Regions from separate parts of the Mus musculus genome. Here region 1 is linked to region 2. The links are chromatin loops, found by intact Hi-C in ENCODE. Cell type or tissue: left cerebral cortex. All regions are shown on one strand. Links, peaks and the distances in the headings refer to the core of each region. The heading gives the core; the rest is flanking DNA. Region 1 has its middle 150 kb from the start of Gm40899. Region 2 has its middle 43 kb from the start of Gm40899.

Region 1 (7,636 bases), core at 1,468-6,467, 110 kb after region 2:
GTGTTGGAGCATGTGCCACCCAAATACTCAAATGCTTGAACAAGCCTAAGGGGCCAGGAAGTCAATGTGATGGTTTGTATATTTTCAGCCCAGAATAGCACTATTTTAGGTGAGGTCCTGTTGGAATAGGTCTGACACACTGGGTGTGGGCTTTAAAACTCTCAGCTTCTTGGAAGCCAGTATTCTGCTAGCACCCTTCAGATGAAGATGTAGAGCTCTCAGCTCTGTTGGCACCATGCTGGCCTGGATGCTGTTATGTTCTCCTGCCTTGATGATACTCAACTTAACCTCTACAATTGTAAGTCAGCCCCAAATAAATGGTGTCCTTCATAAAATTACCTTGGTCATGGTCTCTGTTCACAGCAGTAAAACCCTAAAAAAGACATATGACATATATGAATAGTAAATTCAGATTGCAGTAGGATTTACTGGACAACACTCTTATTTCTAACCATTGTCTCGGAGTCTTCATTTCCATCTCTCCTATAATCATTCTCACTCCACCATCACAGGACTGTTCAACTTGACAATGGCAGAAATGATGGAGCTCTGCATCCTGATATTAATACCTCTTATATTCTAAAACTTCTGGCAGACCATAGAAGCAAGTTAGTAAAACAACTAAAAATCACTTAAAACTTAAGACTCTGTCCTTTTCCACTCTGTTGCAAAATCTCATGTTGCCTGTGGTCTTGGTCCTGATGAGAAGATTCAAAATTTAGTAAAAAGTCTGGGTCCACATGAACCTCTACTCTACCTAAGATTACAAGGAAATTTGTGTTGGAGCAAGGTAAATGACCCACTTCATTTATAAAATCAGGAGTTGTGAATAGGAAGTAAAGACTTAAGACTTTGAAAGGGCTTTTTCTTTGCTCAGAACTTGGTGGAATTTTACAGGTTAAATTCAGCTTATGTTTTACTCCCAGCTATTCCAAAGTTCTATTCTTTCACACAATACTAACATAATATTATCATGCATAATCATAGTTTCCCTTTTTTGTTGTTTTATGAAAGAAGAAATAAGTCAATGAAAGTGTTCACTGTTATCCATATGGACAAGGCATGGAGTACTCTAGGGACAGCCTAATCAACAGCATGTACTTCATGGATGTCCTTCTAGAAAGCTGAAAAAGCACAATAGGTTTTTAAGAAATAGACACAAAAAAAAACACTATTCAAATGACTGCATCTAAGCAAAACTACAAGTGACTATTCTCTAAGTCTTGTCAGTTCCAAGGCAGCTTTCTGTACCTCCAGAGTTTTTGTATCATACAGGATGTGGTTATAACACTGTGTCTTGTAGAGTAATAGACCGCAGAGTCCTCAGATTTCAGGCTGCGGAGCTCCATGTAGGTTGTGCTGAAGGACTAGTCTACAGTCAATGTGGCCTTGCCCTTGAACTTCTGGTTGTAGCCAGTATCACCATTGTAAGGAATAATAAGTCCAATCCACTCAAGGCTCTTTCCATGGCTTTGCTTCACCCAGTGCATTTAGTAGCTAGTGAATGAGTAACCAGAAGCCTTGCAGGATATCTTCACTGAAGCCCCAGGCTCACGAGCTCAGGTCCAGACTGCTGCAGCTGGACCTCAGAGTGGACACCTGTGTGGAGAAAGGAAGAATTTATGTAAGTGACATCGCAGGCCATTTCTTTTCTTTAGATTTGGAACTGGTGATCCCATTAACTGTAGTTCCTGACAGGAGGAAGAGAAAGTTCTAGCTCCATTCCATGGTTAGAGTCAGTGTGTTCAGGGACTGTGGAGAGGACACAGGTCATATGTTGTTTTCAGGGTGTGGACATCCCTGTTTTTAACCACCATAGACTCAGGTAATTTGCATATTCATGAGGAGGGGACTTCTTACTTAAGAACTTAGTCCAACTAGAGAAGAGCTGGAGAGGAAGGACTGAAAGGTACATGGGTCAAGCAGCAGGATTATGCAAATCCAATTACTCTTTTAGGAAATATATCCCATACATGTTCTATAAGTTCTGCACTGCTGGTATTTTTGTAATTACATGGACGAATCTTTCAATCTATTATTGGCCTAAGTCTTTGGCTCTACTCTATGGATATGTTCACATTTTGATTTAGAGATAATGGTTTGTGAAGATGAAGATGATGCTGAAGAAAATAATGATGATAATGATGTTAATACCCATTAGATGAGTGCAGTTTAAAAATATTTAATGTATTAATTAGTACTCCATCAGATGTTGATAAGGAAGAAGACAAAGGCGAAAACTAATGACATGGATATGGAAATTGTTGAATCTTTACTCACTATTGATATGAGTACACTAGTGCAGTATACTGACTTTGGAATTCTATTTGAAATTGTCACCAAAAAACAGAAATAAAACTGTGCTGTGTCCCAGCTGAATCTCTCCCAAGTATGTACTCAAATAACTCTATATTATTACAAAAACAGTTGCACATCCATGTTTATTGCTTCTCAATTCACAGAATCTAGGAAATGGAATCCGTTTAATTTCAAAAAAAAGGACAAATAAATACTGACAATGTCTGGGTTATAGACAATGAAATATTTCTCAGTTTAAAACCATGAACTCTTATGTTATACTTATGTGTAAGAACATGGAATATTTGCTCTATGATGACAGCCAGGTTCATAGAAACAAATGCTTCATGTTTTCATTCATGTGTGGTTCCATGATTTGAATAATATACTATGATCATTCCTACCTCTACTATGTCTCTGGTTTTCCTTGGGACCTTCAAATATGTCTCTCTTACAATATACTGACCAAGTCTTTTTTATTGGTTATTATATTCATTTATATATCAAATGTTATATCCTTTCTCTGGTTCCCCTGCACAAATCTCCTATCCCATCACACCTGCCCCTGCTTCTGTAGGTTGCACCCCTAAACCATATATCCACACTTGCCTCATCCCTCTAGAATTCTGTTATGCTGGGTCATCAACCATTCACAGGATAATGAGCCTCCCCTGCCATTGTTGACAGGTAAGCTAATCATCTAATACATATGCAGGTGGAGCTATGAGTCCCTCCACGTGTATTCATCTACATGCTGAGGTGCTTGGGGCCACTAACCTTATGTGACTGATATCCACAACTCTCTAAGGTGGGCTATGGCTACATGACAGGGGTCTGGTGTCAGGAACAGATCAAAGCTCCTACTCTCCCTTCTGTGACCCTGCAGCTTCAAACTGAGTTCAAACTTAGAGGCTTCTTCTCGTGATCCACTGCCCAACAGAAAGTAATTCCCACTCAGTCCAAACATATACAAGATGCTAGTCTAGATATTATAAGTCCATGTATATGTATGCACATGTGTGTGTATGTGTTTTTGTGTGTATGCTTGCCTGTGTGTGAATGGGTCATCAATGCCTGAATGAATTTCAGAAGAGACTTTGAACTTTGGACTTTATTTTCCTTTACTTGGTTATTTTATTTATTTATATTTCAAATAGTATCCCCTTCCTAGGTTTCCTTTCTGGAAGCCACATCCCATCACCACAACTTCCTGCCTCTAATAGGATGTTCCTCTACACACACAGCCACACCTGCCTTCTCTTCCTGGTATTCCACTGCATTGGGGGCATTGAACCACCTCAGGCTCAAGGGCCATCCTCCCACTGAGGTCCAAACAAGGACATCCTCTATCTCATATGTGGCTGGAGCCATGGGTTCCTTCATGAGTATAATTTGGGTGGTGGTCGTGTCCCTAGGAGCTTGTGGGGGGATGTTCTGGCTGGTTGCTCCCTCAGTGTGGCTGCAAATCCCCTCAGTGCCTTCAGTCCCTTCTTTAACTCTGGAGACAACGACCCCTTGCTCAGGCCAGGATTTGGCTGTGTTCATTTGATTCTGTATTTTTCAGATTCTGGCAGGGACTTTCAGGAGACAGCCATATCAGGCTCCCATCAGCAAGAAATTCCCAGCATCTGCAGTAGAATCTGGTTTTGGCAACTGTATATGGGATGAGTCTCCAGGTAGGGCAGTCTCTGAATGGCCTTTCCTTTCGTCTATGCTACATATTTTGTCCTCATAATTCCTCCTGTGAGTAATCTGTTCCCTCTTCTAAGATGCACAGAAACATGCACACTTTGTTCTTCCTTCTTTAGCTTCATATGGTCTGTGAATTGTATAATGCATATTCTGAAATTTTGGCTAACTTCCACTTATCAGTGAGTACACACCATGTGTGTTCTTCTGTGACTGGGTTACCTCACTCAGGATGATATTTTCAAGTTCCATCCATTTACATGCTAATTTAATGAAGTAATTGTTTTTAATGGCTGAGTAGTATTTGATTCTGTAAATATATAACATTTTCTGTATGCATTCTTTTGTTGAGGGACATTTGGGTTATTTCCAGCTTCTAGCTATTATGAATATGGCTTCTATAGACATATGAGAGCATGTGTTTTATTACATGTTGGAGAATCTTCTGTCTATATGTCCAGGAGTGATATAGCTGGGTCCTCAGATAGTACTATGTCCATTTTTCTAAGAAATTGCCAGAGGACTGTCAACATTCTTGAGACCACTATAGTCTATAAGAACTTTGGAAGTTACACTGAATATACTTTGCATTTTGGTTTATTTATGTATGACATCCACGGACACAAATGCTTTAACAAGCCTATGAAGGCCAGGAAATCAATGTGATGTTATGTATATGCTCAGTCTACAATAGCATTATTATAAGGTGTGGTCCTATTGGAATAGGTGTGTCACTTGTGATGTGGGCTATAATATTCTCAGCTGTTTGAAGTGAGTATTCTGTTACCATCGATCAAATGAAGATGTACAGCTCTCAGCTCTGCTTACACCATGCTGGCCTGGATGCTGTCATGATCTCCTGCCTTGATGATACTTGACAGAATCTCTACACCTGTAAGCCAGCCCCAATTAAATATTGTCCTCCATAAACTTTCTTTGGTAATGGTATGTGTTCACAGCAGTAAAACACTAAACATGACATGGGACACATATGAATAGTAAATTCAGATCGCAATAGTATTTACTGGACAGCACTCTTATTTTAACCTTTGTCTCAGCGTATTCTTTCTCATCTCCTCAATAATCATTCCCACTTCACCATCACAGGACTGTTCAACATGGCAATGGCAGAAACGATGCAGCTCCTCATTCTGATATTAATACCTCTTATATTCTAAGAGCTTGGAACTTCTGGCAGACCACATAAGCAAGTTAGCAAAACACCTAAAACTCACTTAAAACTTAAGACTCTGTCCTTTTCCACTCTGTTGCAGAATCTTGTGTTGCCTATGGCCTTGGTCCTGATGAGATGCTTGAAAGCTTTATTAAAAAGTCTGGGTCCACATGAACCCCTACTATAACTAAGTTTACAAGGAAATTTGTGTTTCAGGAATTTAAGTGACCCTCTTAATTTATAAAATCAAGAGTTCTGAATAGGAAGTAAAGACTTAAGACTTTGAAAGGGCTTTGTCTTTGCTCAGAGCTTGGTGGAATTTTATAGGTCAAATTCATATTATACTTTATTCCCAACTATTCCAAAGTTCAAGTTTTTTACACAATAAAACACACTTTTATCATGCATAATCACATTTTCCCTTTTTTGTTGTTTTATGAAAGAAGAAATAAGTCAATGAAAGTGTTCACTGTTATCCATATTGACAAGGCATGGGGTACTCTAGGGACATCCTAGTAAACTGCATGCAATTCATGGATATCCTTCTACAAAGCTGAAAAAGCACAATAGGATTTTACTAAATAGACACAAAAACACACTATTCAAATGACTGCATCTAAGCAAATCTACAAGCAACACTTTTCTAAGTCTTGTCAGTTCTAAGGGAGCTTGCTGCACCTCCAGGTTTTCTGACACACTCAGGATGTGGTTACAACACTGTGTCTTGCACAGTAATAGACTGCAGAGTCCTCAGATGTCAGGCTGTTGAGCTGCATGTAGGCTGTGCTGGAAGATTGGTCTACAGTCAATGTGGCCTTGCCCTTGAACTTCTGATTGTAGCTAGTAGTACCATAGTTAGGATTAATTACTCCAATCCACTCAAGGCTCTTTCCATTGCTCTGCTTCACCCAGTTCATGTTGTAGTCAGTGAATGAGTAACCAGAAGCCTTGCAGGATATCTTCACTGAAGCGCCAGGCTTCACCAGCTCAGGTCCAGACTGCTGCAGCTGGAACTCAGAGTGGACACCTGTGAAGAGAAAGACAGAGTGGATGTGAGTGACATCCCAAGCCATTTCTTTTCTTCAGATTTGGAACTGGTGAGTTCCTTACCTGCAGTTCCTGAGAGGAGGAAGAGAAAGATCCAGCTCCATCCCATGGTTAGAGTCAGTGTCTTCAGGGACTGTGGAGAGGACACTAGACATATGTTGATTTCAGGGTGTGGACATTCCTGTTTTTAACCACCATAGACTTAGGTAATTTGCATATTCATGAGCAGGGGACTTCTTAAGATCCTAGTCCACCTGGAGAAAAGCTGGAGAGAAAGGACTGAAAAGTTACTTGGGACAAGCTGCAGGATAGTCCAAATCCAAACACTCTCTGAGAAAATGCGTCCCATACACTTTCTGTGAGCCCTGCACTGCTGGTATGCTTGTTACTATAGGGAGGAATCTCTCAATCGATATTCGGCCTAAATCTGTTGCTCCACTCTGTGGCTATGTTCACATTTTAATTTACAGATAATGATTTGTGAAGATGAAGAGGATGATGAAGAAGATAATGATGATGATAATGATGGAAATGCCCGTTAGCTAAGTGCAGTTTACAAAGATTTAATGTCTTAATTAGAACTCAGTCAGATGTTGATAAGGAAGAAGGCAAATGAGAAAACTAATGACATGAATGTGATGTGGAAAATGTTTAATCTTTACTTATTATTGTTATGAGCATACTAGATAGTGTAGCATACTGACATTGAAATTCTGTTTTAATTTGTCAGCAAAAGAGTAAATAAAATTGTGCTGTGTCCCAGCTCCATCCCTCCCACTATTGTACTCAAATTACTCTATATTACTACCAAGACAACTGCACACCCATGCTTATTGCTGCTCCATTCACAGCAGCTGGCCAATAGAGTTCACCTAGATTTACAACAAAGGACAAAAACTACTGACAATGTATGGGTATAGACTATGAAATATTCTTCACTGGTAAAACATGAACTATGGATTGTATGCCTATGTGGAAGAACCTAAGAAATATGCTCAATGAGTTCATTGAGGTACTTAAAAACAAATGCTTCATGTTTTCATTTATGTGTGGTTCCATGATTTGAATAATACAGTATGATCATTCCTACTTCTTTTCTATCACTCTGGTTTCCCTTGCTACCTTCCAATATGTCCCTCTCACAACATCCTGACCATGTCCTTTTAATTGGTTATTTTATTTATTTATATATCAAATGTTATCTCCTTTCCCTGGCTCCCCTTCACAAATTCACTATACCATCCCACCAGGCCGTGCTTCTACGCGGTTGTTCCCCAAACCACAGGTCCACTCCTGCCTCATTCCTATGCATTCTCCTATGCTGGGTCATTGAGCCTTCACAGGACCATGAGCCTCCCTTGCCCTTGATGGCAGATAAGGTAATACTCTGATACATATGCAGCTGGAACCATGAGTCCCTCCATATGT
Region 2 (7,636 bases), core at 1,340-6,339:
GTAATATTTACAGGACAGCACTCTTACTTCTAACCTTTGTCTCAGAGTCTTCCTTTCCCTCTCTCCTATAATCATTCTCACTCCACCATCACAGTACTGTTCAACTTGACAATGGCAGAAATGATGCAGCTCTACATTCAGATATTAATACCTCTTATATTCTAAAAGCTTGGAACTTCTGCAGACCACAGAAGCAAGTTAGCAAAACACCTAAAACTCACTTAAAACTTAAGACTCTGTCCTTTTCCACTCTGTTGCAGAATCTTGTGTTGCCTGTAGTCTTGGTCCTGATGAGATGCTTCAAAACTTTACTAAAAAGTCTGGGTCCACATGTACCCCTACTATACCTAAGTTTACAAGGAAATTTGTGTTGGAGCAAGGTAAATGACCCACTTCATTTATAAATTCAGGAGTTCTGAATAGGAAGTAAAGACTTAAGACTTTGAAAGGGCTTTTTCTTTGCTCTGAACTTCGTGGAATTTTACAATTTAAATTCATATTGTATTTTACTCCCAGCTATTCCAAAGTTCTAGTCTTTCACACAATACTAACATATTTTTATCATGCATAATCACAGTTTACCTTTTTTGTTATTTTATGAAATAATAAATAAGTCATTGAAACTGTTCACTGTTATCCATATGGACAAGGCATGGAGTACTCTAGGGACATCCTAATCAACAGCACTTCATGGATGTCCTTCTACAAAGCTGAAAAAGCACAATAGGTTTTTAAGAAATAGACACAAAAACACACTATTCAAATGACTGCATCTAAGCAAAACTACAAGTGACTATTCTCTAAGTCTTGTCAGTTCCAAGGCAGCTATCTGTAACTCCAGGTTTTCTGTCACACACAGGATGTGGTTATAACACTTTGTCTTGCACAGAAATAGACCACAGAGTCCTAAGATTTCAGGCTGTGGAGCTCCATGTAGGCTGTGCTGAAGGACTAGTCTACAGTCAATGTGGCCTTGCCCTTAAACTTCTGGTTGTAGCCAGTATCACCATTGTAGGGAATAATAAGTCCAATCTACTCAATGATCTTTCCATGGCTCTGCTTCACCCAGTGCATGTAGTAGCCAGTGAATGAGTAACCAGAAGCCTTGCAGGATATCTTCTCTGAAGCCCCAGACTTCACCAGCTCAGGTCCAGACTGCTACAGCTTGACCTTAGAGTGGATGCCTGCAAAGAGAAACAAGAGTGTATGTCGGTGACATCCCAGATCATTTGTCTTCTTCAGATTTTGAACTGGTGAGCCCCTTATCTGCAGTTACTGACAGGAGGAAGAGAAAGAGCCAGCTCCGTACAATGATTAGAGTCAGTGTCTCCAAGGACTGTGAAGAGGACACAGATCATAGGTTGTTTTCAGGGTGTTCACATCCCTGTTTTTAACCACCACAGACTTAATTAATTTGCGTATTCATGAGGAGGGGACTTCTTATTTAAGAACCTAGTCCAACTAGAGAAGAGCTGGAGAGGAAGGACTGAAAGGTACATGGGTCAAGCAGCAGGACTATCCAAATCCAATAACTCTTTTAGGAAATATATCCCATACATGTTCTATAAGCCCTGCACTGCTGGTATTTTTGTAATTACATGGACAAATCTTTCAATCTATTATTGGCCTAAGTCTTTTGCTCTACTCTAGGGACATGTTCACATTTTGATTTACAGATAATGATTTGTGAAGATAAAGATGATGCTGAAGAAAATAATGATGAGGATAATGATGTTAATACACATTAGATGAGTGCAGTTTAATAAGATTTAATGTCTTAATTTTTACTCCATCAGATGTTGATAAGGAAGAAGACAAATGTGAAAACTAATGACATGGATATGGAAATTATTGAATCTTTACTCATTATTGATATGAGTTACACTAGTGCAGTATACTGACCTTGGAATTCTATTTGAAATTTTCACTAAAAAATAGAAAATTAAACTGTGCTGTGTCCCAGCTGCATCTCTCGCAAGTATCTACTCAGATAAGTCTATATTATTACAAAGACAGTTACACATCCATGTTTATTGCTTCTCCATTCATAGAAACTGGGAAATGGAATCCATTTAATTTCTTAACAAAGGACAAATAGATACTGATAATGTCTGGGTTATAGACAATGAAATATTTCTCAGTGTAAAACCATGAACTGTTACATGTATACTTATGTGTAAGAACATGGAATATTTTCTCTATGATGACAACCAGGTCCATATAAACAAATGTTTCATGTTTTCATTTATGTGTAGTTCCATGATATGAATAATGTACTATGAATATTCCAACCTCCACTCTGTCTCTGGTTTTCCTTTGGACCTTCAAATATATCTCTCTTACAATATACTGACCAAGTCTTTTTTATTGGTTATTATGTTTAATTACATATCAAATGTTTTCTCTTTTCTCTGGTTTCCCTGCACAAATCTTCTATCCCATCACACCTGCCCCTGCTTCTGTAGGTTGCTCCCCTAAATTATATATCCACACTAGCCTCATCCCTTTAGAATTCTGTTATGCTGTGTCATCTACCATTCACAGGACAATGAGCCTCCCCTGCCACTGTTGTCAGGTAAGCTAATCCTCTAATACATATGGAGCTGGAGCTATGAGTCCCTCCATGTGTACTCATCTACATGCTGAGGTGCTTGGGGCCACTGCCCTTATGTGACTGATATCCACAACTCTCTATGGTGGGCTGTGGCTACATGACAAGGGTCTGTTGTCAGGAACAGTCAAAGCTCCTACTGTCCCTTCTGTGTCCCTGGGGCTTCAAGCTGAGCTCAAACTTAGAGGCTTCTTCTCATGGTCCACTGCCCAACAGAAAGTGATTCACACTCAGTCCAAACATATACAAGATGCTAGTCTAGATATTATAAGTCCATGTATATGTATGTACATGTGTGTGTGTATGTGTTTTGTGTGTGTGTGCTTGCCTGTGTGTGTTTCAGTGTGTGTGTGTGGGTGGGTGTGTACGTGTGTGTGGGGGGGTGGGTGGGTATGGGTGTGTGTGTAGCCAACCCAGGAGAATGAAGTTTGATGTAGTAAACAAAGATGAAAAACCTGTTGGAGAGCTAAAAACTGCTTTGACATTAGCCATGGAGGCACAGAGTTGGAGTTTTCCTAGCTGATTTCCAGTCTTGCTTTAGAAATTAAATTTAAGTAATTGAATTAATTTCAGAAGAGACTTTGAACTTTGGATTTTCTTTTCCTTTTCTTGGTTATTTTATTTATTTATATTTCAAATAGTATCCCCTTTCTAGGTTTCCTTTCTGGAAGCCACATCCCATCACCACAACTTCCTGCCTCTAAGAGGGTGCTTCTCTACACACACAGCCACACCTGCCTTCTCTTCCTGGTATTCCACTGCATTGGAGGCATTGAACCACCTCAGGCTCAAGGGCCATCCTCCCACTGAGGTCCAAACAAGGACATCTTCTATCTCATATGTGGCTGGAGCCATGGGTTCCTTCATGAGTATTATTTGGTTGGTGGTCCTGTCCCTAGGAGCTTGTGGGGGGATGTTCTGCCTGGTTGCTCCCTCAGAGTGGCTGCAAATCCCCTCAGCCCCTTCAGTCCCTTCTTTAACTCTGGAGACAACGACCCCTCGCTCAGGCCAGGGTTTGTCTGTGTTCATTTGATTCTGTATTTTTCAGATTCTGGCAGGGACTTTCAGGAGACAGCCATATCAGACTCCCATCAGCAATAACTTCCCAGCATCTGCAATAGTATCTGGTTTTGGCAACTGTATATGGGATGAATGTCCAGGTAGGGCAGACTCTGAATGGCCTTTCCTTTCGTCTATGCTCCATATTTTCTCCTCATAATTCCTCCTGTGAGTATTCTGTTCCCTCTTCTAAGATACACAGAAACATGCACGATTTGGTCTTCCTTCTTTAGCTTCATATGGTCTGTGAATTGTATAATTCATATTCTGAAGTTTTGGCTAACATCCACTTATCAGTGAGTACACACCATGTGTGTTCTTCTGTGACTGGGTTACCTCACTCAGGAAGATATTTTCAAGTTCCATCTGTTTACATGCTAATTTAAAGAAGTAATTGTTTATAATGGCTGAGTAGTATTCCATTCTGTAAATACATGACAGTTTCTGTATGCATTCTTTAGTTGAGGGACATTTGGGTTGTTTCCAGCTTCTAGCTATTATGAATATGGCTTCTATAGACATATGAGAGCATGTGTTTTATTACATGTTGGAGCATCTTCTGTCTATATGTCCAGGAGTGAAGTAGCTGGCTCCTCAGATAGTACTATGTCCATTTTTCTAAGAAACTGCCAGAGGACTGTCAACATTCTTGAGACACTATAGTCTATAAGAACTTTGGAAGTTGCACTAAATATACTTTTCATTTTGGTTTGTTTATGTATGACATCCACAGACTCAAATGCTTTAACAAGCCTATGAAGGCCAGGAAATCAATGTGATGTTATGTATATGCTCAGTCTAGAATAGCATTATTATAAGGTGTGGTCCTATTAGAATAGGTGTGGGCTATAGCCACCCAGGGTGTGGGCTATAATATTCTCAGCTGCTTGGAAGTGAGTATTCTGGTACCATCTATCAGATAAAGATGTATAGCTCTCAGCTCTGCTTACACCATGTTGGCCTGGATGCTGTCATGCTCTCCTGCCTTGATGATACTTGACAAAATTTCTACACCTGTAAGCCAGCCCCAAATATTGTCCTTCATAAACTTGCCTTGGAAATGGTATGTGTTCACAGCAGTACAACCCTAAACATGACATGGGACACATATGAATAGTATATTCAGATTTCAATAGTATTTACTGGACAGCAGTCTTATTTCTGACGTTTTTCTCAGAGTCTTCCTTCTCATCTCTTCAGTAATCATTCTCACTCCATCATCACAGGACTGTTCAACATAGCAATGGCAGAAACGATGCAGCTCTGCATCCTGATATTAATACCTCCTATACTAAGAGCTTGCAACGTTTGGCAGACCACATAAGCAACTTAGAGAAAGACCTAAAACTCACTTAAAACTTACGACTCTGTCCTTTTCCACTCTGTTTTAGAATCTTGTGTTGCCTGTAGCCTTGGTCCTCATGAGATGCTTCAAAGCATTATTAAAAGGTCTGGGTCTACATGAACCCATACTATAACTAAGTTTACAAAGAAATTTGTGTTTCAGGAAGATAAATGATCCTCTTAATTTATAAAATCAGGAGTCCTGAATAGGAAGTAAAGACTTAAGACTTTGAAAGGGCTTTGTCTTTGCTCAGAATTTGGTGGAATTTTACAGGTCAAATTTATATTACAGTTTATTCCCAGCTATTCCAAAGTTCAAGTTTTTTACACAACAAAAACATACTTTTATCATGCATAATCACATTTTCCTTTTTTGTTGTTTTATGAAAGAAGAAACAAGTCAATGAAAATGTTCACTGTTATCCATATTGTCAAGACATGGGGTACTCTAGGGACATCCTAGTTAACTGCATGTAATTCATGGATGACCTTCTACAAAGCTAAAAAAAACACAATAGGTCTTTACTAAATAGACAGAAAAACACACTATTCAAATGACTGCATCTAAGCAAATCTACAAGCAATGCTTTTCTAAGTCTTGTCAGTTCCAAGGGAGAATGCTGCACCTCCAGGTTTTCTGACACACTCAGGATGTGGTTACAACACCGTGTCTTGCAAAGTAATAGACTGCAGAGTCCTCAGATGTCAGGTTGTTGAGATGCATGTAGGCTGTGCTGGAAGACTTGTCTACAGTCAATGTGGCCTTGCCCTTGAATTTCTGGTTGTAGCTAGTACCACCATTGTAAGGATCAATATATCCAATCCACTCAAGGCTATTTCCGTGGCTCTACTTCATCCAGTTCATGTAGTAGCCAGTGAATGAGTAACCAGAAGCCTTGAAGGATATCTTCACTGAAGCACCAGGCTTCACCAGCTCAGGTCCAGACTGTTGCAGCTGGATCTCAGAGTGGACACCTGTGATGAGAAAAGCAGAGTGGATGTGAGTGACATCCCAAGCCATTTCTTATATTCAGATTTGGAACTGGCGAGCCCCTTACCTGCAGTTCCTGACAGAAGGAACAGAAAGATCCAGCTCCATCCCATGGTTAAAGTCAGTGTCTGCAGGGACTGTGGAGAGGACATTGGACAAATGTTGATTTCAGGGTGTGGACATTCCTGTTTTTAACCACCATAGACTTGGTTAATTTGCATATTCATGAGGAGGGGACTTCTTATTTATCCTAGTCCAACTGGAGAATAGCTGGAGAAGAAGGACTAGAAAGGTACTTGGGACAAGCAGCAGGGTGGTCCAAATCCAATAATTCTTTGAGGAAATGCATCCCATCCACTTTCTGTGAGCCCTGCACTGCTGGTGTGCTTGTAACTACAGGGAGGAATCTGTCAATCTATTTTTGCCCTAAGTCTGTTGCTCTACTCTGTGGCTATGTTCAAATTTTAATTTACAGATAATGATTTGTGAAGATGAAGAGGATGATGATGAAGAAGATGATGATTATAATGATGGAAATGGCCATTAGCTAAGTGCAGTTTACGAAGATTTAATGTCTTAATTAGAACTCATTCAGATGTTGATAAGGAAGAAGGCAAATGAGAAAACTAATGACTAATGGATGTGATGTGGAAAATGTTTAATCTTTATTTATGTTGTTATGAGCATACTTGTTAGTGTAGCATACTGACTTTGAAATTCTGTTTTTATTTATCAGCAAAAGTGTAAATACAATTGTGCTGTGTCCCAGCTCCATCCCTCCCAATATTGTACTCAAATTCAAGAAGTCATTTTTTCATTAGGGAGTAATATTTCATTATGTAAATATACCACATTTTCTGTATACATTCTTCTGGTGAGGGATAACTGGGTTGTTTCCAGCCTCTAGCTATTATGAATATGGCTTCTATGGACATTTTGGATCATTGGTCCCCATTACATGTTGGAATATCATCAGGTTATATGCACAGGATTGGTATAGCTGGGTCCTCAGATAGTAAAATGTCCAGTTTTCTAAGAAACTACCAGAGGACTTTCAACATTGTTGAGACAGCTCTAGATTATGGGGACTTTGGAAGTTGGACTAAATATATTTTGCATTATGCTTTGTTTATGTATGACATCCACAGACTCAAATGCCTAAATAAGTCTATGATAGCCAGGGTATAAATGTGATGATATGTATATGCTTAGCGTAGATTGGTACTATTATAAGGTGTGTTCCTGTTGGAATAGGTGTCTCACACTGTGTGTGGTATATAAAACTCTTAGCTGCTTGGAAGCCAGTATTCTGTTAGTACACTTCAGATGATTATGGAGAACACTCAGCTCAGCTTGCAACATGCCTGTGTGGATGCTGTCATGCTCTCTTGCTTGGATGACACAGGACTGAAAATTTACAACTATAAGCCAGTCCCAATTAAATGTTTTCCTTCATAAACTTGTGTTGGTCATGGTCTCTGTTCACAGCAGTAAAACCCTAACTATGACATATGTAAAGCTTATGAGGTATAAATTCAATATTGCAGTATGTTTTACTGGACAACCCTATTATTTCTAACCTTTGACTCAGAGTTTTCTATTCCATCTCTTCTATATTCATCCTCTCTCCA

Evidence for each region. Hi-C counts contacts between places; a loop is a spot of excess contacts. Peaks named below come from ENCODE experiments on the same cell type or tissue, not always from the same donor. Only the 100,000 strongest peaks of a DNase experiment are listed, where the experiment ranks them.
Region 1: it touches region 2 in a loop (8-fold over the local background); 11 of 42 quality-filtered maps call a loop at or near these places.

What each region holds. Positions count from the first base shown.
Region 1 is chr12:114,908,716-114,916,351 of GRCm38, forward strand. It overlaps Igh, the pseudogene Ighv1-38 and Ighv1-39. Among named protein-coding and RNA genes, the nearest start is that of Gm40899, 150 kb to the left of the region's middle. In left cerebral cortex, for the core only: no CTCF peak of the experiment used is centred there; no DNase peak of the experiment used is centred there.
Region 2 is chr12:114,803,737-114,811,372 of GRCm38, forward strand. It overlaps Igh, the pseudogene Ighv1-27, the pseudogene Gm34465 and the pseudogene Ighv1-28. Among named protein-coding and RNA genes, the nearest start is that of Gm40899, 43 kb to the left of the region's middle. In left cerebral cortex, for the core only: no CTCF peak of the experiment used is centred there; no DNase peak of the experiment used is centred there.